Regions from separate parts of the Mus musculus genome. Here regions 1 and 2 are each linked to region 3. A link is a loop called in an ENCODE intact Hi-C map of the cell type or tissue named here. Cell type or tissue: left cerebral cortex. All regions are shown on one strand. Links, peaks and the distances in the headings refer to the core of each region. The heading gives the core; the rest is flanking DNA. Region 1 overlaps Dnah8 (dynein, axonemal, heavy chain 8). Region 2 overlaps Dnah8 (dynein, axonemal, heavy chain 8). Region 3 overlaps Gm41562 (a long non-coding RNA gene).

Evidence for each region. Hi-C counts contacts between places; a loop is a spot of excess contacts. Peaks named below come from ENCODE experiments on the same cell type or tissue, not always from the same donor. Only the 100,000 strongest peaks of a DNase experiment are listed, where the experiment ranks them.
Region 1: a loop joins it to region 3, with 3 times the contacts of the local background. A loop is called at or near these places in 20 of 42 quality-filtered maps.
Region 2: a loop joins it to region 3, with 3 times the contacts of the local background. A loop is called at or near these places in 25 of 42 quality-filtered maps.

The regions. Positions count from the first base shown.
Region 1 is chr17:30,821,961-30,829,237 of GRCm38, forward strand. The region is part of intron 85 of Dnah8 (dynein, axonemal, heavy chain 8); the gene reads left to right. Among named protein-coding and RNA genes, the nearest start is that of Gm41561, 33 kb to the right of the region's middle. In left cerebral cortex, for the core only: no CTCF peak of the experiment used is centred there; a DNase peak (open chromatin) is centred at 4,112.
Region 2 is chr17:30,743,773-30,751,049 of GRCm38, forward strand. It overlaps Dnah8 (dynein, axonemal, heavy chain 8), which reads left to right. Exons shown (of 93, transcript NM_013811.3): 49 at 742-903; 50 at 2,986-3,232; 51 at 3,375-3,616; 52 at 4,075-4,215; 53 at 4,736-4,973. Among named protein-coding and RNA genes, the nearest start is that of Gm24661, 35 kb to the right of the region's middle. In left cerebral cortex, for the core only: a CTCF peak has its summit at 2,692 (motif pointing right); DNase peaks (open chromatin) are centred at 2,337, 2,682 and 3,012.
Region 3 is chr17:30,947,466-30,954,742 of GRCm38, forward strand. It overlaps Gm41562 (a long non-coding RNA gene), which reads left to right. Exons shown (of 3, transcript XR_876734.2): 2 at 3,117-3,215; 3 at 4,205-4,961. Umodl1 (uromodulin-like 1) reads left to right here and starts at 7,218. Exons shown (of 22, transcript NM_177465.4): 1 at 7,218-7,277. In left cerebral cortex, for the core only: a CTCF peak has its summit at 3,538 (motif pointing left); DNase peaks (open chromatin) are centred at 3,534 and 4,339.

The DNA.
Region 1 (7,277 bases), core at 1,543-6,542, 120 kb before region 3:
GTTACTTTGGCTCACAAGTTTGGGGATTTAAGTTTTCTGTGGCCCTTTTCAGCTCTGTGGCTTTCAGCCAGTGGTGGGGCAGCACCTCATGGCTCCCAACAGAGGAAAGAGGGAGAGGCTATGAGCTCAACACCCCAGCCAGATGCACCCCAGTCCTGGGATCAGCTCTCACTAGGCTCCACCTCTTCAGAGGCTGCACTGCCCCCCAACTGTGCCCAGTGTGGGACCTAAACCTTTATTTTACTTCATGGGATCTGGGGATACATCTCCAAACCAAAACACATAGCACTTGCACTCAAATGTGTACACACACACACACACACACACACACACACACACACTCGAACGCGCACACACACATGCACGAACACACACTTTCCTTTTACAAACAAGACACATGTAGACTGTTTTTGCAGAGGTTAGTAAAAAGAACAAGGGATTGATGGAGGCCCCGTTACTACAGAGCAGAAGGGCCCCTAACTGTGGTCCGCCCAGCAGAAGCTGGGGTTGGGCTTTCCAACCTCCTGCCTTCTCTCCACTTTTTTTCTCTCTGCCTCTGAATCACAATTTGTCATTACGCATCAACTCAGCCATCTCAAGGGGATGACGTGTGACAGGCTCCTCACACCTGTTGTAGAGATCAAAAGGATCAGCTGCCCTTTCCTGGGACAAGGGCCTGCAGGTAGACATGGGTGTTTGGGAGGCACAGCTCTCTGGGGTAGAAAAGTGTGGTTTGGTTAGTGGAGTCAGCCTTCCTCCAAAGAAGGAGGATGCTTCAGCCATTGCCTTGGGAGCTTGCATCCAGACACAAGGCAACTCTGAAGTGTTGGATGCTCACCTCTCATACACACTTCTCAGCCCCCCCACCCCCACCCCCGCGCCTGCCACCCCCCTCCCCCCCACCTTCAGGAACTTACTAGTCAGGACTTACTAGGATCTTACTAGGCTGCAGCCATGTTTCTGTGGCAGAAGCTACTCCCACTGCCTTTGTACCTTTGATTTTATTGTTCACCCTGTTTTGCTGTTTGCCTAAGCTTGAGCGTTAACTACCACCAGTGATGTGCAACCGAGCCTCGAGTAAGATCAGGACAAGCTTCAGCACCATTAAAACCTCTCTGCTGAGCATAGTCCCACCGGTCACTCCGGGATGCTCCCATACTGCTTTGGTAGTTTCCGGTCTGTGTATTCCTCAGGGGAAAAGGGAACTCTGCAAAGTGCTTGCCACTCAAACACGAGGACCTGGGTTGAGACTCCCAGAACTCCTATCAAACAATGGCCAGGGAAGCAGAGACAGCCGTTTCCTAGGGCAGGCCAGTCAGGCCATCTAGCCTAATCGGGTTCACTGAGAGACCCTGTCTCAAAAAACTAATGCTGAGAGTGATACAGGAAGACACCCAGCTCTGACTTCTAGACACACACACACACACACACACACACACACGATGGGTGGCGGGGGGGGGGGGGAGGACTAGATTATTCAAATGGTATAGGGAGCAAACACCCTGGCCCTCCTAAAATCATCACAGACCTGCTTACCAATCTCTGAGGGGAGGGAGCTTTGTGTTCAAAAGCTGCCTGTAACCTGTTGAGGTCTTTTGGTATGAATTGTAAGGCTGAAGAGTGTGGCCCCCGCCCCAAGGCCTGGTTGCCCTCAAGGATGTAGTCCCCAGAGATGCTATGTGACCTTGTACCCCAAGTCAATCCTGATTGGTGAACAATGATGCCTACAGTGTGTAGCTGGGCAGAAGTGAGATAGGCAGGACTATCTCAGGCTTGGTGTTTCCAGATTTGGGATCTGAGGAGAACCACAAAGGGGGAGAGAAGAAGGTGGAGAGAGGAGGAAGCCACTATGGAGTAGATGAGTCATGAAATTATGACCAAGAGGGTTGGCCAATTGAAGCAGCCCAGATGAAATATGGCAAATTAGAATCCAGGGTTATTGATGGGGAAATAGATTCTAATAGCTTAGAGGGTAGATTTCTGTCCAGCTCTAGTACTGATTAAGGCTTATTATAATAATAAAAATTGCACGTCTTTTATCCAGAAACTGAATGATCAAAACCGGGGTAGAAGCCCGGGAATGAGATTAAATAATTTTCTCCAACAGTAACACATCCTGAAGAAAGTGAGCCTGGGTCCAACACACCCGGAAGGAAGTGAGCCTGGGGCCCTGCTGCTTATGGAGCTTGCCCTTGTAACTTTTAATTTTTTTCAAACCTTATTTTAAATCATGGTTCTTAAATGCTTTAACCTCGCTGGTAGTCCACCACCCACCAGAGGTAGTGGGAAAGAAAAGATGCGGGGGCGGGGAGAGTGGACTCTGTAAACGGATCAACAGCAGCAGCAGCAGGTCAATCCACTCGCAAACTCTTGTTGGACACAACAACAGCCCAGTACGGTAGAGTCGGGATAGCAAACAGGAATCAACAGCAGTGGCACTACCTAGCAGAGACAACCAGGTCTCAGCCAGGAGAAGTTCTAGGCTGTGCCTCTCTCTCAGCGAAGCGATCCACAAAGATGCGAGACCCACAAGCGTTACACACCTAACTGTACCAGCAAGCCTAGCTTTCTCTGGTCACTGGCTTGTCAAGTCCTTTTTATATTCCCTTCAAACATCATGCACGTGTCCTCCATGTGTGTTGCCTCAGCACAAGTCTTGCCTCAGTACGTGAGTCTGTTTCAGCTGACATCACTCTGCCAATCAGCCCGAGTCAGCAAAAGTGGCAAGAAACTGCAGCACGCCACCATAAGGTTTTTTGGTGTATTTCTCTCTGTGGAGTCCTGACCAATACATGCATGTTTGTTAGCAAAGAATCCTTCATCATGTGTCCTTTCATGTGCTTGCTTTAGTAGAACATCCTCTCTCCTGCATCTGCTTCAGCCAAACGTTCCTTAGTCTTAGTCTTTCTCCTGTGTCCACTTCAGGAAAACATTCTTTCACATCCAACACAGCTGACTTTCCAAAGAACCCTTACGTTTCCGCTTCGGACCCTCTACTGCAGTAGGACCTCCTGCCTGCTGTCTTCTCTACAGACTTTGTATTTCTGTGTTTTCTGCACGCCTTCACCAAACTCGAAGTCCTCTCACCTGGTTTTACAGAGCAGCCTCATTTTCCTTGTGAACCAGAAGCCTGGGGTTGGGCCTCTGGTTGTTGGTTTTGTTTGTTTGTTTGTTTGTTCGTTTTCTGTCACATTGTCTTATTTTCTCGACTAGGTGGGAACTTCTTGAGAGCACATGTATTCTCTATATTCTAGTGTGTTTCTATTGTACTAACAAGACTTTATCCCAGGGCTTCCAAAATACTGCTTGTTCTGAAGAGATCCAGTGTTGTAAATAGCCCCAACATCTACACCCAAGATTGAAGCTCCCAGGCCCTCCCTGCTTGGTATTTTACTTTATTTTCTTTTTTAGTCGTGAATGCCACTGCTTGTTCTTTATTTTATTTGTTTATTCAAAAGATTTTATTTATGTTATGTATGTGAGTACACCCTAGCTGTCTTCAGACACACCAGAAGAGGTCATCAGGTCCCATTATACAGATGGCTGTGAGCCACCATGTGGCTGCTGGCATTTGAACTCAGGACCTCAGGAAGCGCTTCTTAACCACTCTTAACCACTGAGCCATCTCTCCAGCCCTCTTTGTTTTATTTTATTTTAAATTTTGGTTCTTCTCTTTTTTGAGGTTCTTAAATTACATTGTTGTTTATTTATGGGGGTGGTGGTGGCTAGTGACATGGCTCATGGGTGGTTGGAGAACAGCTTTGGGGAGTTAGTTCCACTCCCAACCCCCCACGAGTGGTTTGTCTCTCAGGCATCAATTTAGCCCATTGAGGCTTTTGAGAGGATGTCCATCCGCCGAGCTGTCTCTGTCTCTCGGAGCCTGATTCTCCTTTTCCTTTATTGTCATTTAGAGAGATCAGCGGGTGGGTGGATACTTGTACATCAGATGAGCACAAGAACTCGAAATGATTTTGTATGAACGGGAAAAAAAAGCATCCACTGAGATTTTGTCTTCTTTAAAAAATATACCCCTCCCCCACCCCCAACTCTTCTGCTTTTGCGGTCAGTGAGCCAACCCAGAATGCTTTAAATAAGAATGGATCTGAAGGCGACAGGCACTGAGGCAGCTTTTAGCACTGGGGCAGTTTCTGAAGCTCTCCTTCTAAGGAATGGCTGGGCTGCCATCGCTGTGAGCATATTAATGGAAGTGTTTCCATGGAGCCAGATCGAGTATCTCCAGCAATTGCATAGCAAGGATTACACCCCATTCACCTCCCCCCATCTAATTGAACCCTAAATTTCAAAAATTAAGTCAAATGCTTAGGTAAAACTCACTGTAGATCCTGATTTTATTTTATTTGTGGTTTGTAAAAACGAGTAATAGGTTCCATTTCACTAAGTGACTTAGACTCTGCAGTTTGAGGATTACATGGTAGAAGAAACCACGGTGACTATTTTCATGTGAATATGTGAAAGGCTCTACCCAACCCTGACTGCTGGAACAACCTAAAAGAGGCTTACCTCAATGTCTCCGAGGTCTACTCAGCAACTTCAAAGCTCCAAGTTAGCCTTGGAATCAACCTCACTGAGGGTGGGGGTGGGGGTGGGGGTGGGCGTGGGGGTGTAGGTGTGAGGGTGGGTGTGGGTGTGGGGGGTGGGGGGGATGGGGGTGTGGGTGGGGGTGGGGGTGGGGGTGGGGTTCCTTCGTTAGGATAGTGATGACCAGCGTGGCTTAGACAACTGCAAATCTTTTTACCACATGAAGACAAAGTTGGAAGACCGTCCTTCACTGCCAAGCTTCCAAATCTGGTTAGAGGACCAAATATTTTAACAGGAGGCAAGAAGATAAACAAACCAAATATCTTGGTTAGTTTTGCTGTCAAGTTGACACACCTGGGAAGAGGAAACCTCAACAGAAGAGTTGTCTCCATCGGATTGGCCTTTGGTGTGCCTGTTGGGCATTCTCTTGATTGCTGATCGGTGTAGGTTCCACTACGGGCAGAACCATTCTTAGGCAGGTGGACCTAGGTTGTATAAGAAAGTTAGCTGAGAGGGAGCCGGGAAGCAAGCCAGTAAGAAGCAGCCCTCCATGGTCTCTGCTGCAGTTTCTGCCTCAAGGTTCCAGCCTCCCCCAGGTTCCTGCTATGGCTCTCCTTGGTGATGTACTGTAATCTGCAAGCCAAATAAACCCTTTCCTCCCTCAGGTTGGTCATGGTGTTTATTACAGCAACAGAAGCCAGATTAGGAAACATAAATGCAGAGTCTGGAAAGCCATCAGGAGATGCACACAGGACAAGGAACAACAGCCTGCCCTCTCTCAACACCACACCCTCCATCCCATCACATCCTCCATAGACAGGGTAGAACATGGTGCTTGGAAACTCTCACTTGTGCATATCTTCCTAGTGTAAGTGGCAGGAAGAACTTTTTAAACTCAGTTCACATTCCTAGCACTGTCTACTCAGCTTTTTTTTTTTTCAGTCTTTCTAATTAGCATACAAAGCACTGGGCTTCCTTATGGCATTCTTCAAATGGATTTTGGGTGGAGTCTCTGTGATGGTTTGTATATGCTTGGTCCAGCAAGTGGCACTATTACAAAATGTGGCCTTGTTGGAGTAGCTGTGTCTCTGTGGGCATAGGCTTTAAGATCCTCAACCTAGCTGCCTGGAAGCCAGCCTTCTACTATCAGCCTTCAGATGAAGATGTAGAACTCAGCTACACCTGTACCATGCCTGTCTGGATGCTGCCATGCTCCCACCTTGATGATTATGGGCTAAATCTCTGAACTTGTAAAACAGCCCCAATTAAATGTTGTCCTTATAAGAGTTGCCTTGGTCATGGTGTCTGTTCACAGCAGTAAAACCTTAACTAAGGCAGTCTCCCTACTTAACTACTTCCCCAGCTCCCTGCCCCTCCTCTTCAGTTGTGTGTATGTGGCATTTTCCACTGTCCACCCATCTGCTAATGGGCATCTATGCTGGCTCCATTTACTAGCTATTCTGAGGAGAGCAGCAATAACTATGGATACACAGGTACCTCTGTGGTAAGATAGAGAATCCTTTAGGTGGTGCTGTTATGGCTGCGTCAGATGGTAGTTCTATTTGTAATTGTTTTTAAGGACCCTCCAAACTGGTTTTCATAATGGCTTCACTAATTTGCACTGGCAATGGCAGCAAGCACGAGTTCCTTCCCCAACCCTCACTAGCTTTTGCTGTTTATTTTCTTGAAGGTTCAATCGATTGATCAATCGCCACTCTGACCTGGGGTTGGGGTGGGTGGGTGATGAAATGAATCTCAATGTCATTTTAATTTGTATCACACTGGCAGCTAGAGGTGCCAAACACTTGTAAAATATTAGCCATTTGTGTTTCTCCTTTTGAGACCTATTTTAACAGTTCCATTTATTAACTGGCAGGAAGTAGGTTTTTTTTTTTGTGCTTAACTTTTTGCAATTCTTTATATATTCTATATACTAACCCCTGTCTTAAGTTGAGCTGGCAAAAGCTTCCTCCATTCTACAGGCCGTCTGTTCATCTTGCCAATGGTTTCCCTTTGCTCTGTAGAAACTCTTTTTCTTGGGCTCGTTGTCCTTTTTTAGTCAATTGGTTAAGCAGTGGGGATAAGAGTCACATTAACATTTGACAACCTAACCCAAGAGGTGCAGGTCAAGATGTACTAGAAGCGCCTTCATTTTTGAGAGGGCTTTAAACTTCATCCTTTGTTTTCTGCCCTTCACTGTATTGCGACAGGGTTGGAACAACAGGATCCAAATTAAAGCTAATGGTTTTGTTAATATTTTAAAAGCATACCTTGAAATTCAGTGATTAAAACCGTCTTTCTTTCATAGACATCCTTTTATGACTTGTCCATGGTTTTATCCTAGCTCATAGATTTCTTTAAAAGGTGGGACTGTGAAGGAGGTGAGGTTTGGAATGGCAGCAGTAAGAAGAAATGGCTTATGAAGGCTTCAGTGTGTGTGTGTGTATGTGTGTGTGTTGTGTGTGTATGTCTAAGTGTTCATGTACGCATGTGCATATGTGTATATGTGCATGTATGTATCTGTGCATGCATGCATATGTACATACGTCTGTGTGCCTGTATATATGTGTGCATGTGCACATATGTCTGTGTGTTTGTATACATGTGTGAGTGTATACATGTTCACATGTGTGTGTGCTTGTATGTATGTGTGTGAGCACGTGCAAGCGGGCACACATGCTCCTGTGTTGGATAAGGCAGAGGAGAGAAAAAAATAGTATGTGTTCAGAGAAGCAGAA
Region 2 (7,277 bases), core at 742-5,741, 200 kb before region 3:
GTGTGTATGTATGTATGTGTGTGAGTGTATGAGTGTCTATGTGTTTGTATATGTGTGAGTATATGTGTGTAAATGTGTATGAGCATGCGTGTGTGTGACTGTGAGTGTGTCAGTATTAGTGTGGAGTGTGCATATGTGTAAATGTGTGTGTGAGTGTGCATATGTATGTTTGACTGAGTGTGTGAGATAAGTGAGGTGTGTGTGTGTGTGATATGTGCATGTGTGTGTGTGTGTGTTTGGGGGGTTGGAGTACTCAGTGATTAAGAATACTTGCTGCTCTTCCAACAGATCGGAGTTCAGTTTCTAGCACCCATGCCAAGTGGCTCCAAACTGCCAACTCTAGCTCCAGGGGGTGTGGGGTGGGGAAATCCTACGCCCCCTTCTGGCGTCTGTGGGTAACTGCACTCATGTCTACATATCCACACATAGTCACAGACACATACATAAAAATAAATCATAAAATAAAAAGTACTGAGGGAGCTCCAGTGGATAGAAGAAGTTGAGAAGGGACTGGAAGTTGGGAACACAGCCATCTGTGTATTAAAGACACAGCACACCAAGTGTTGGGGGAGGGGGTCAGCTTACGCAAACCTACTCCTTAAAGATAAAGACAGGATGCTGATTGGATAGAGATTTCCAGCCACTGTGGGATTAAGTCACCGGGGGCAGGGTGCATATGTCCTACTTAGCTAAGAGACAACTGTTGACTGAGTACGCTTGTGCTCATGTCTGCCCTCCTAGGTTGACGAAGATGAGCCTCTGTTCCTCAGCTTGATCAACGACCTGTTTCCGGGGTTACAACTGGACAGCAGTACTTACGCGGAACTGCAATCCGCGGTGGACAACCAGGTTAACCTAGAAGGTCTGATAAACCACCCACCCTGGAACCTCAAATTAGTGCAGGTAAGGGCATCGGAAACCCACAGCGAGTGCCCATCAGCGGTCACGGCGTAGCCCACCCCACGATACTTACCAGATGTGAATGTTGAAACTGAGTTTAGATGCCAGGCCTCCACCATCATACGGCGAATCCTCAGGGTTGCGTTTGTCTTAGGAAAGAGTGCATTGCCCTGTCGTGCGGCAATCAGGCAGTCATTTAGTCGAGCTGTTACTTCACCCTCCTGAGAAGGTTGACGGTTACTGGAATGGGAGATAGTTGGGATGGGGAGGCACGGCCCAGCAGGCCTCTTGCTGTGGGCCTGGCAGTACTACCTGCTGCAGACGCTTCAAGGGGACACACCCTAGAGCATGAGGAACCTAGGTCTGCTCCTTTGCTTGTGTGTGTGTGTGTGTGTGTGTGTGTGTGTGTGTACATGAGGTGTGCAGGTGTGTGTATGAGCATCTGTTGGCATAATTGCTTTGTCATTTTCTTGGGTTATTAGAAGTCTACCTCCCTTCCGACCCTTATTCCTCCCCGATCCCTTCCAGCCCCCAACACTAAGGAGGAGAAAGAGAAGGTCAGAGGGGCGAGGGGGCACAGACCTCTTTAGACTACTTCCTGCAGATGAGAGGGGCATTGTGTTCCTTGGGGCCAGGCTGATCGTCACAGTCAGGAGAGCTCCAGCTTCTTGTTAAACCATCACAAGAGCAAGCAGGAGCAGCAGGAGGCTGCAGGAAGCAGCAGTTGTCTTCTTCCTCCTCCTCTTCTTCCTCCTCCTCCTCTTCTTCCGTCTTCCTCCCTCTCCTCCTCCTTATTCTTCCTGCCTCTCTTAGGGCTCAGGCATGTATGCCCTCCTCAGAGTTCCCAGAATGAAACTATCTGCAGCTGGCAAAAACCATGCCACTGCCCTTGCCCCGATCCGAGGACGAGACAATCATAGTTAACAGCTGTAGACAGATTGAAGCAGGCCCATACCCCACACCTGGGACTAAAACAAAAACATTTACACATAAGGTCACTGGGTGGTTAAAGAAACCAAAACTCTCCCTACAAGTGTGTGTGTGTGTGTGTGTGTGTGTGTGTGTGTGTGTGTGTGTGTGCATGGATGTGCATATGTGTGAGTGTGAACATGTGTTATGGCTCAACTACATTAGATCTTTAGCCCAGGCTGGCCTAGAACTTCCTATATAGTCGAGGATGGCCCTGACCTGTTGACTGCCCCCCCCCCCTGCTTTTGTCTCTGGAGTGCTGGGATTATAGGAGTGTGCCCCCTTACACGGTGCATCAGAAGCCGAGGGCATCACGTACTCTAGGCAAGCCCCTCCTGATTGAGCTATTTCCACAGCCCACTCCCTGCTGTGTTCTTAGTATGCCTCCTTAAATCCTCTCTCCCACTCCCACGTACCCATGTATGCTTCTTGTTCTCGGAGCAAACGGAAGACTGAAGGCACTTTGTGTGTGGGCGCAGGGGCAGGCATTTCCCGAGCACTTATTGCTCCCAAGTACTATCCCCTCAAGGAAGGATGGCTGGGCGAGGGGATAGGAAGGCCAGGTTCCTCTGCTTCTAGGTGGAGAGTCCCTGGTGGGGTCATGCTTGTCTGCCTGCTGCAGCTGTCCTCCGTTGCACCTTACCCCAGTCTTCCCATCCCTGGGACTGTAATATCCACACCCTTCTTTGTATCTTCCGAGGGCTCTCCCCAAGTAAATCACTTCCACATGCAAAAATCTTTATTCAAGCTGTGCCTCTGGAGACCCAGAGGCAGGCTCAGGGGCACCCTAGATCTTTACCGAGATGCTGTGCGCTGCTGCTTTCCACCACTGGGGGGCGACATCACCACACAGCACACGCACCCACCCACCCATGTCACATGAGGCAGAAAGCAGATCCTGAATTAATTATTTGCAAAATGTAATTCAAGCCCCACGACATCATTACTTTATCACCTATGTTGTTTTTCAACGCCACACTAGTTTTGCTTCCCAAATCCAGTGAAACAAAGGACACTTAGATATTATTTAAAGCCTTTAAAATTTCAGCTAGCACGCAGAAACATCAGCCGGAGACTAATAACCTACGTTTCCCAATGTGTCATTTGATGGTGTAGTTATATGAGACCTCTCTGGTACGGCATGGCCTGATGACCCTCGGGCCCAGCGGTTCTGGGAAGACGACGGTCATAACAATTCTGATGAAATCATTAACGGAGTGTGGGAGGCCTCACAGAGAGATGCGAATGAATCCAAAGGCGATTACCGCGCCTCAGATGTTCGGCAGGCTGGATACAGCCACCAACGACTGGACAGATGGGATCTTTTCCACTCTGTGGAGGAAGACATTAAAAGCTAAAAAGGGTAGGCACGGGCCTCCCTCCGAGTTCACTCTTTCCCTGCGAGCTTATTAGAACGGACCTTGCATTTGCTCAGTTTCCCGTTTTCATTAGTTGCAGAAGGAAAAACCGATCTATCTTCCCCTACTTCCCGTCCTCATTTGCAGGTGAGAACATCTTCCTCATCCTAGACGGCCCCGTGGATGCCATCTGGATTGAGAACTTAAACTCCGTGTTGGACGATAACAAGACGCTCACCCTGGCTAACGGGGACCGCATCCCCATGGCCCCTACCTGTAAGCTGCTGTTTGAGGTGCACAACATTGAGAACGCCTCTCCTGCCACGGTGTCAAGGATGGGCATGGTATACATCAGCAGCTCGGCTCTCAGCTGGAGGCCGATATTACAGGTGGGGACCGGAAACAGGCCAGGGTCTACAGGTCTCTGCTCTTCTCATTTTTGCTTACGTGTGTACACGCGTGTGCAGATAGCCCAGTGTACGGGTACATGGGGATGCCATTGGATAACCTTGGGTGTTTTTCTTTAAGCCACCTTACCATCCACACTTCTTTTACTTTGTCTATAGTGTCTCTCAATGGCCTGGAACCTGTCAAGGAGGCTAGGCTGACTACCCAGGGGGTCCCAAGGACCTGCTTGTCCCCTCCCCCTCCCCAAACCCCATCGCTGGTATCATGAGCACATGCCAGCATATCCGGCTTTTTTTTTTTTTTTTTTTTTTTTTTGATGTGAGTTCGGGGAATCAACCCCACGTCTCCGAGCTCGCAAGACAAGCAAGCACTTGATCTACAGAGTCGCACTGGCAGCTCTACACTTTCCTAGTGCTTAGATGTTGTCCTTTGACCTCAGGCATGGTTGAAGAAGCGCAGCCAGCAGGAAGCCTCCGTCTTCCTGAGTCTGTATGATAAGGTGTTTGAAGACGCATACACGTACATGAAACTAAGCCTCAACCCCAAGATGCAGCTCCTGGAGTGTAATTACATCATGCAGGTGAGACTCCGCTCTGCTTTGTACCCACCCTTCTGAAAACACCTGAAGCTTTCCGCTCGGCTGCCTCACGGGGCACCTAGTATAGGAAGTCCTACAGCCTAGGAGCTCTTTTTAAGTGGCTTGGGGGGTGAGGGCTCTGAGATTTGAATCCCTAGAGAAAGAGGGATGAATCCGCACACTAGTAATCTAACTTTGGAGCCAGGAGCCACAGAGGAGGCCTTTTAGTTTTTAGATGGGGAAAGCAGACCCAGCCACAGGAGCTGGGGTAGAACCCACACTTGTGGCTTCCCAACTCATTCCTCACTTCCGTTGGTCACACAGCCCGACCGAAGCTTTATCTGTCCTCTAACACTGGGGACCGCAAGGACACTCATCAGGCTATGTCTTGAGATATTATTTCTGTTTTCTTTTCTCTTCCCCCTCTTGCTTTCCATTTTCTCCTTTCAAAAATGTCAGCCTGCGCATTTTTAAAATTGAGACTAAAAAAAAAAAAATGGATCTTATCTGAAATCTCTTCCAGTCTCTCAATCTCCTGGAAGGTTTAATCCCTTCCAAAGAAGAAGGTGGCGTCTCGTCGGGGGACCACCTCCACAAGCTGTTTGTGTTTGGTCTGATGTGGAGCCTGGGAGCCCTTTTGGAACTGGATAGCAGGGAAAAACTGGAAGTCTTCCTCCGAGGTCACGGGAGCAAGCTGAACCTGCCGGAGATACCCAAGGGCTCCCAGCAGACTATGTATGAGTTTTACGTTACCGACTACGGTAAGTGCGGCTAAGTACGGTTCAAACAAAGCGACCTGAAAATACAAATGGCCAAGGAGTTGAGAGCTAAGGCCACCGGGGAATCTAACTACAAAGATGTTTTAACAATAAGCCAGAGGTGGGATTTTTCCATATCAGCTGTGCTGAGGGTGACCGCCCTGACTTCTCCACTTGGAGTGGTCTAAGGAAGATCGGCTGGGAGGAGCAGCTCCCGGCACATCGCCTGCTTCCTAACGCTTAGGAAGTAACAGGGAAGCACACACAACAGAGGGGTCCCACCACCTCTGTTGCCAATGCCAGTGCGAATAGAGGGAGCCCAGTGGGCAGGGCATTGCCCCTGGCCCCGCTCAGCTTTCCTTTAAATCAGTGCCCTTCGACTCAATGCTTTTATCCAGAACCAGGCTCGAACTGCTCCCTTGCCTCCGAGACAACAAAGCAACCAAAGATCCTGCCCTGGCTCCTATATTTACCTCTGCTGCTTCTCCAAAGCGCCAGAGCTGCAAAGGCGTTTTTGTGTGGCTATATTAAAAGGAGAAATAGGACAGGAGGGGAGATGGGAGAGAAAAACAACGAGAGAGTAAGCAGAAGGCACGCAGCCTTTGATTTAGCACACGGGCCACAACCTAACTCCTAGTTGCGGAGTAATTTGCTGTGCATCTCCGAGAATCTCCGGAGGGCTCAGGGAGCAGGAGCAGGGGAGGTGGAACTATTAGTCAGAGGGCTTGTCCTCAGTGTCTTTAAGAAAAAGATCCCCTAACTCTCTTCCCAAAGCTGCCACCGGGTAGCGGGGCCCACGCGACGCTGCCAATGAGCTTCTGGCTTTCCTTGGCACCTTTGAGGGCGGCAGAGCCTTGCCAGTGAGTTGGGGCACACGTCTGTGTTCGGAATGGCCTTCCTCAAAGGACTGAGATAGAGGGATTGCGTCACTGTGCAAGTGTAGGGATCAGAGGACGACTTGTGGGAGTTGGCTCCCTCCTCCCACTCTGTGGTGCTGGGGATTGAACTTAAATTGTCAGGCTTGGTTGCAAGCCCCTCTAGCTGCTGAGCCATCTCATGGACTCTTTCTAGTCTTACCACTGTAAATGGTTTGTGCTGATAGAATTTATATGCCTGAGCATCTGTGCCTATGAAGTGAACCAAAGCATTACGTACTCTGGGCTCATAAAGGACTCTCAAGTTGTTATCTCATCCTTCAGTGTGTGTGTGTGTGTGTGTGTGTGTGTGTGTGTGTATGTATATCTATGTGTATGTGTGTCTGTGTATTGAATGTGTGTCTATGTCTCTGAATATATATGTTTTTGTGTACATATATATGTTTTTATGCGTCTATGTATATGGTTTGTATGTGTATAGTGTGTAATGTAAATATGTGTATGCATTATATATATATGTGTGTGTGTGTATATATATATATATATATATATATATTGGGGGGAGTTCTTGTTATTGTTGGACATCAGCACTTTGGGAGAGACTCCATTCTTAGATTTAGAAGTCCCTGCTTTCAGGCCAGATGGAATTAGAGTCTGAGCCTCTAGCATCAGCAAGTGGAGCGTGGTGTATAGACCAGTGTCATTTAGCCACTGGGAAAAGGCAGAAGGGAACCCTATCACAAAGAGAAGGAGGCTTCCAGCAGGCACTTAGGGAAACCCCACCGGAACCACCCGTCTCAACAGGGCTGGAAGGAGTTGATTTGGAGGAGGCCCCTAAGGGCTTTAAGAGGTAATGCAGAGGGACCCGCACAGGGAGGAGGAGCCAGAGAGGAGACTGGAAGACAAATCCACAAACAGGGAAACTGCATGGATGGGTGCACGGGACAAATGCTAGGATGCAGACAGGTGATTCCAGCAAGGTACAGGGGCCTCGCCTTTGTACTGAGCTGACAGTTGTGGAACAGCCCCCTCTCAAGCAAGCAGAGTTTATCTTCTCTTTCAAGATCAGAGAACCATTTACAGTAACACTGTAAAACCTTCAGAAGAGAGCGACTCTAGCAATCTGTCCATGTCGAGAAAAGGCTTCAGTTAATCCCAAGGCACACAGAAGAAAGAGCAACAATTAAAACAGAAATCAATGAAATAGAAACTAAACTGGGGGGAGGGGGAGAAACCAAACGGTAGTTCTTTGTAGAGATCAATGAAAGCGGTAAACCCGTTAGCGGTCTCAGGGGACCTGGAAGAGAGGCTCAGTGGTAATGGTCAGTTTACCACGTGAGAGGGCCTGAGTTTCACCCCCAGAACTGATGTAGAAATCTGCTGTGGGATGTGTACGTGCAATCTCATCTCTGGGGGAAAGGGAGCCAAGAGG
Region 3 (7,277 bases), core at 962-5,961:
CCTGAGTTCAATTCCGAGCATCCACCTCTGTCTCAGGGGATCCGACACGCTCTTCTAGTCTCTACAGGCACTGTGCTCACATGGGCACATCCTCACTCACAGGCACACATAACCGCAAGTAAAACAAGCCTTTGAAAAGCACTGCTGTGGACTTGCCCACCAGGTGTGCCATCGAGTGGAAATACCTGGTGAAACGACAGGTACATCACATTCCTGCCAATGCTGCATATCTGGATTAAGGCAGTGGCTGCAGGTAAATCTTCACTGAGCTGTGCATTCGAGATAAATGTGCTTCATGCACAAGGTGCATCTCTGCGAGGTTTTCCCTACTTAGAAAGAGGTAAAGGAGTGAGAGGAACCAGGGAAACACAGACAGTAGGCATGTGGGCTGTGGAAAGGAAGGGATTTATGAAGTGACGGGAAAGAGTTCTTTCTTTCCCTCCCTCCTTCCCTGCCTTCTCCCCCCACCCCTTGGGAAGACCAAAGCATGTCTAAAAGCCAACGACTGATGAGAAGATCAGTCAAACTAAGATTTAGCTACATACACGTGATGATAGACACCTGCAATCCCAGTCCTTGGGAGATGAAGGCAGAATAAACGTTGTGTTTGAAGCAAACCTGGGCTACATAGCCAGTTCCAGGCCATCCTGGGCTACGTAGTGAGATTCTAACTCCAAAACAAAACAACAAAGAGAGGAAGAGAGTTCTCATAAGAGAACGCAGAGGTAGAATCAGGAAGACGCACCCTAGGAGACTGGGAAGGTGGGAGAGTCCAAGTACGAGCAGGGCTTAGATACAGAGGGACATCCCCACTGTCCCAAGCACAGAAGGGGAGGAAGGGGACGGCACAGAAGGCTCACGGGATTGAGAACAGCACATATAGTTGTCTTCCATAAATGTGCTACATGGCTTGAGGTAGGAACAGAGTGGAAGTAGATTTTAGAAAGGGGAAATATTTGAAATAGTCATTCAGGAAGTAGGATAGGAAGGGAATGTAGAAGCTAGTTAGATACTGAGTCCTTATCCAGATGGTCACATGACTTTCTCCAGCAGGCTTCCATGGAAACAGAAAGATGGCTCTGTGCATCTCCATGCATGCTTTGCCAAATGGGCTGGAGGAAGAGGTGGGACAGAAAGACAATTGAGGTCATGGGACCCGGGTGTTCCTGAAGTGATAGGCCTGCAGCCTAAGGTGATCTATGGTGAGGCAGGGAAAGCAGAGGGCTGGCTGATTTGAGGTAAATGGAAGGCATGCAGGGTTGAGGTCCTGAACTGGCCAAGAGGCAGGAGGTTGTAGCCAGCAAGGGGATGTTTGAACTGCTGGTGTGGGTTATCTTCATGATCTCCTGCTAGACAGCTGGGGTGAAATGAGAGTTTCTGCTACTCTGAGATAAAACACTGTGAGAGTCAGTGTTTTCCCTAGAGGTTTTGAAGAACATTACCAGGTCTCAGGGTCATGTGCTAATAATGGAATATGTGTAAATATATGTGCATACATGTGTACATGTATGTATGTTCATGTGTATATTTATATGAGTACAAGTATATGTTTATGTATCTACATGTATATGCATATGTGAATACAGGTGTATATATGTGTGTATATACATGGGTACATTTATGTGTGTACATGTGCATAATTCTGTGTATATGTACATTTATGTGTTTATGCGCATGTATATGTGTGTTTACATGCATGCACATGTATATATTTATATGTGTATACATGTGTGTATATGTGTATAATGTGCATATTTATATGCACATGTACATGTGTATGTTTATGTGTATGCATGTATGTTTACATGCATGCATATGTATATATTTGTATGTGTATGTATGTGTATGTTTATGTTTGTACATGTGTATATTTATGTAAACATGTGCATATTTGTGGGTATGTACATGTATATGTTTACATGCATGAACATGTATATATTTATGTGTATGTACATGTCTGTATTTATATGCATGTATGTGCACATTTGTGTGCATATAAATATGTATGTTTATGTATCTGTACATGTGTGCAATGTGTATGTTTATGTGTATACGCACATGGGAATATGTTATGTGCACATGTATGTTTGTAGGAGGCATGGAGGTCCTTGTGTTCATAAAGAAGTGCTAAGGTAGTGTGGAATATTAAACACGCAGGTTTCTTCCTTCAAAGGGAGGGATGTATAACCTGATACCCATACAGTGACTGGGAGTGGATGGGATTAATAGTCTGATGAACTTTGCACTGTCTGAGTATAGTGAGACCTTACAGGATGGATCCTCCCCAGACCCTTTTCTCGGTCAATCTATAGAACACACGTTATGGAACATGTTCCATGTCCTTTACAAAGTTTCAAGGTCGTCATGTCTGATTTGTATTTCCGTTGTTCCTCAGGGAGATTGATGTAAGCTTTGTCGTGGCGCATGGGATTGAGTTATCACCAGGAAAGTTTTCACCAGATTTCAAAATCTCCATTATTGTCTCCACTTAAAACTTCCAAAACAATGTATCTTCAATTACTTACAGAACTGTGGGGGCCATGTCTATTGGGGTATGCTCTTATCTGCCTATCACTGTTAAAGACTTGGCTCCACCCTTTAAGTTGCTTCCTGGAGACCCTGGGCTAAATTCTATAAGAATCATAACACCCAAAGCAGAGAGAGTTGTGAGTTTATTAAATAAAGCGGTAGATCCTAGAATAAATCCCTCACTTCCTTATCAATTATTTAGCCTTCTTTCCTACTCACCACCCACTGGAATCACACATCAATAAGGTAATGGTACTAGACAAATTTATGCATGTCGTAATTCTCTGCAACAATCTGTAACTCCTATTTACAAGAAATTATACACTTGCCTTGCTAATGACTTGAAGGACACATCTTAACTTACTGGTGAGAAGCCTGTGGAAACCACTGTGCCTCTGAAACAAATGCAGGTTGGCCATTTGGTCCACACTGATGATAATTGGCAGGTTGCATTTGCATGTTACTCAAGAGCTATAGTTCATGGTTATCCTAAAGATCCCCTTTCAAAGCTTTTTAAAGCTACCCCTGGATATTACCCAAAGTTACATCTAAAAACCCTACAGAGATTGCTCTTAACGCTTTTACAGATGGCCCTTCAAAAGGACAATGCAAGTCCACATCGCCCACAAAAACGATTGGATTTACTCCCTCTGCCCACTTGTCCAACTCAACAGTCTGAACTCAAGGTAACCAATCAGCTTTTATTGGATGTTTATCATCCACTGAATATTTTAACTGACTGCATACGGTGCTGAAACTGTTCCTCTTTTAGAAACTGCAAGACTTAACCTCAAGCCCACTACTCATGTTACTTCACAGTTGCTTCTCTCTCTTCAGGTATCTGTATGACAATAAACTCAACCTTTTCTCATAACTCATACTCCTGCTGATTCTGATTTGCCAGGTCCCTTACCATCCGCTAAGCTTAAGAGGCAAAAAAAAAAAAAAAAAAAAAAGTCAACTTTTTGTTCTTCTTTTACACCACTGCCCTCTAGTGGCTGAGTCCGTCCTTGCAGGTTAAAATCTAATGCCAGATTAGATTGGGCAGATGCTACTCGGACCTCGGAATTCGGATGTTTACAGTATGTTCGTGTAATGGTTGATACTTTTGTGACTGTTGCTTCTGCTCACCGGTGTGAAACAACCTTGGGTTCCATTAATAATTTATTATACACCTTTTCCTTTCTAGGATTCCCGTTATAACTAAAAAACAATAATGATCCTGCTTGCAATAGCAAACGCTTCAAGGAATTTTTGCAAATTATGGAATATTGATCCTATTACTGGAATCCCTTACAATTCACAGAATCAAACTATTGTTTAATGATACCATTAAATACTTAAATGTTAACATTATATATATATATATATGTATATATATAGTACTTAATAATGTATGATATTATTATTTAAATACTGTATGTAATATACACAATATATAAAAATATGTAAGTAATAATAAATAGTATTATTTATAAGTGTATGTATTATACACAAGATTTGATATTATTTATATAATGTATATGATATATACAGTATTTATTATACAGTAATATATATGCATATGAAGTATATACATCCATCTAAATATCCACACACTATGCCATATTCAACGATGCTAATTTTACATTTTTTCACTCTAAAGGATAGTAATTCCTCTGATGCTCCAAACCAGGTTACCCTAAAGAAGACACTGCCTAGTATACATGTTAAACGGGAAGGGCCAGATGTTCTCCTAACGGCAGGAAGAAGACATGCCTGTGTCTCTCCAGAAAATGAACAAGGTCCCAGATGGCTCCCAATCTGTTGAGTCCAACCGGGATAGCATCCCACAGACCACCTGACAAACGAAGTATCTGAAGGGAGCAGACAAGCCCATCAAAAGGAGATGCCCCAGGAGAAAGAATAAGCCGGTGCTTTGGGAAGACAACAAGAACACACTGACCCAAATTGATGCTGTTACGTTTGTTGACGGCATTGCATGCTAACTCTTAGCCTGTCCATGCAGAATGCAAACGCCTATCGTCAGAGGGGAGGAAAGGCTCACCTTTGATAGGAGGCTGCATGATGCTGTTTTGCCATGCCAAAGATTCTTCTTATTACCAGTCCCAGGAATTACAAGCCCCTGGACTACAGTGAGGTCTCAAAGATGCCCTACAGGATTAGGAAAACTACTAATTTGATGGCAAAAATATTAGTGGAAATCAACCAAGAGACCGGCAGATTGGGAAGCACAGCTCTACAAAAGCTACTCTAGAGCGTTAGTCAAGCACAATCTTGGTTGTCAATGTCATATGTCTCTTACAATCGATGGTCAAATTAAATGGTATGCATGAAGAGATAAACAAAATCTCGAAGGTGACCTTTGAATGTCCACCATGGTTAACATAGTTTCCCCCTTTCCTTGGCCTTTTGTTAGTATGCTGGCTGGTTTTGTGTGCCAACTTAACACAACCTGGAGTTATCACAGAGAAAGGAGCCTCCCTCGAGGAAATGCCTCCATGAGATCCTGCTGTAAGCATTTTCTCAATTAGTGATCAAGGGTGTGAGGGCCCATGGTGGGTGGTGCCATCCCTGGGTTGGTGGTCCTGGGTTCTATAAGAAAGCAAGCTGAGCAAGGCAGGGGAAGAAAGCCAGTGAAGAACATCCCTCCATGGCCTCTGCATCAGCTCCTGCTTCCTGACCTGCTTGAGTTCCAGTCCTGACTTCCTTGGTGATGAACAGCATTGTGGAAATGTAAGCTGAATAAACCCTTTTTTCCCCAACTTGCTTCTTGGTCATGATGTTTGTGCAGGAGTAGAAACCCTGACTAAGACAGTTAGCTATTCTTATAACTGTGGTCTTCCTGCCTATATTATTTAGGCTAGACATACAGACAGTGCACTCATCGCTGGCCTCTGTTACAGCCACACTTTTTTCTTTAAAAAGTAAATGCAGAGGAGATGTAGGAGGCATGGGGATCCATGTATTCTCAAGCACCAGGAGAACTTGGGATGTTAAATACACAAGGTCGTGCCTTCAAAGAAATGATGCATAGCCTGTTATCCACCTAGAAGGCTGGGGGCATGTTGGATCAATAACCTAGTGACCTCTGAACTATCAATGTGGCTAAGACCACACTGGATCCTCCCCCCACCCTTATCAGAAGCTTGGCCTTCTCAATCTGTAGAGCCCATTTTTGTAGAATGTATCAAATGCACTTTACAAAGAGTTTTGATGTAGTGATGTCTGACCTTGACTTAGATTGCTTCAGTTTATTGTGGATACAGAATTGCGTTCCTTAGCACCAGAAAAAATTTCTCCAAAGTGCACTGTGCTTAAATATGCCTAAAATAAACTGTTCAGGGTCAGACTCCTGAAGTTTGAACCAACACCCCCCACTTAGTCAAACTGAACCAAATTACCTTCTGTCTCCTGCAGATAGTCACTCTGCTGACCACAGTGGTCGTGGGGACACCTCCCCCACCCCACAATCACCTCCCCTGCACACATATATTCATATGTGTGCACATGTTTATGTATGTGTACACAGACATCTTTATATGAATATGCATGTGTATATTTATGTGAGTGTACAAGTGTATATGCATATTTATATATGTATATATGCATATTTATGTGTACAATTATATATTGTGTGTGTGTTTAGGAGTACATATGTGTATATTTATGTGTGTGTCCCTCTGATAGGTTCTTATGTAACACAGGCTAGCCTTTGAGCTCCCTGTATAGCACAGAACAAGACAGAACAATACACCTCAGACCCTCTTTCTTCTGTCTCCTAAGTCCTAGGATAATGGACATGCGCTGCCAACCCAGTTTCTAAAATACCGGAGACTGAACCCAGGTGAGCATCCTACCCACTGGGCTCCAGCCCCAGACCAGACGGAAACTTTAAAAGTCCACTTTCTGCATCACATGATAACTAATAACTACAGACTACATCATCAACATTTCTACCAACCCTCAGGACAGTTCTCTCTTCTACCATTCCTGGATGCGTTTGAGTTCACCCAGCCCCACGGCAGCACCTTCGTGTGGGGAAATTGTGGGAGGTTTTGTTCTGGCCTCTCATACCTGAGCTCACTCTCCACTTAACATGGCACACGGATGCTGTCCGGTCACTGGCTTGCCCACTCACCTCCGGCTGTTCATTTCATATTTTCTCCATTCTGAATCCCGACGGGCACAGAGAGTCTCTGTGAGCGCAAGCATTTCCATGCCCAGTTGGGACTGCACGGAGCTGACGAACTTGGCTGTGACCTCTGACCTCCATTGTTGAGCGGTGTGAAGGCTCCCCTCTGGAGCCGAGGTGACACTTTGATGTGGGCCTGTCTTCTCCTGCCAGCTGGGAACAGCTGGGTAATGGAATACTTTCGTGTCCGATGTGGAGAGTCAGATCTGGGTCTGAAATGCATTTTCTACGTACAAACAAGATGAGACTCACTGATGTGGCCGAAGCTGCTTACTGCTCACCTTTCCTCAAAGATCCCATCTGCTCAGAGCAAGAATAGGCTCTGACATGCAGGCGCCCCCAGGGACACAGCCATGCCGGTCGGTGGCTGGCGTTAATGAGCAGCCATAAGGGACTGCTCCCTGTGAGTGCTCCTCTGAAGTCACTGCCACTAGCAACAGCACAGGGGACAGAGGGACCTTTTCTCCAGGCTGGGGCAGCTCAGAATCCTTCGAGCCTGGCTTAGGACTCAGGCCACTGCAGTAGAAGTCGAAAGCCCTGCCTGCACACCACC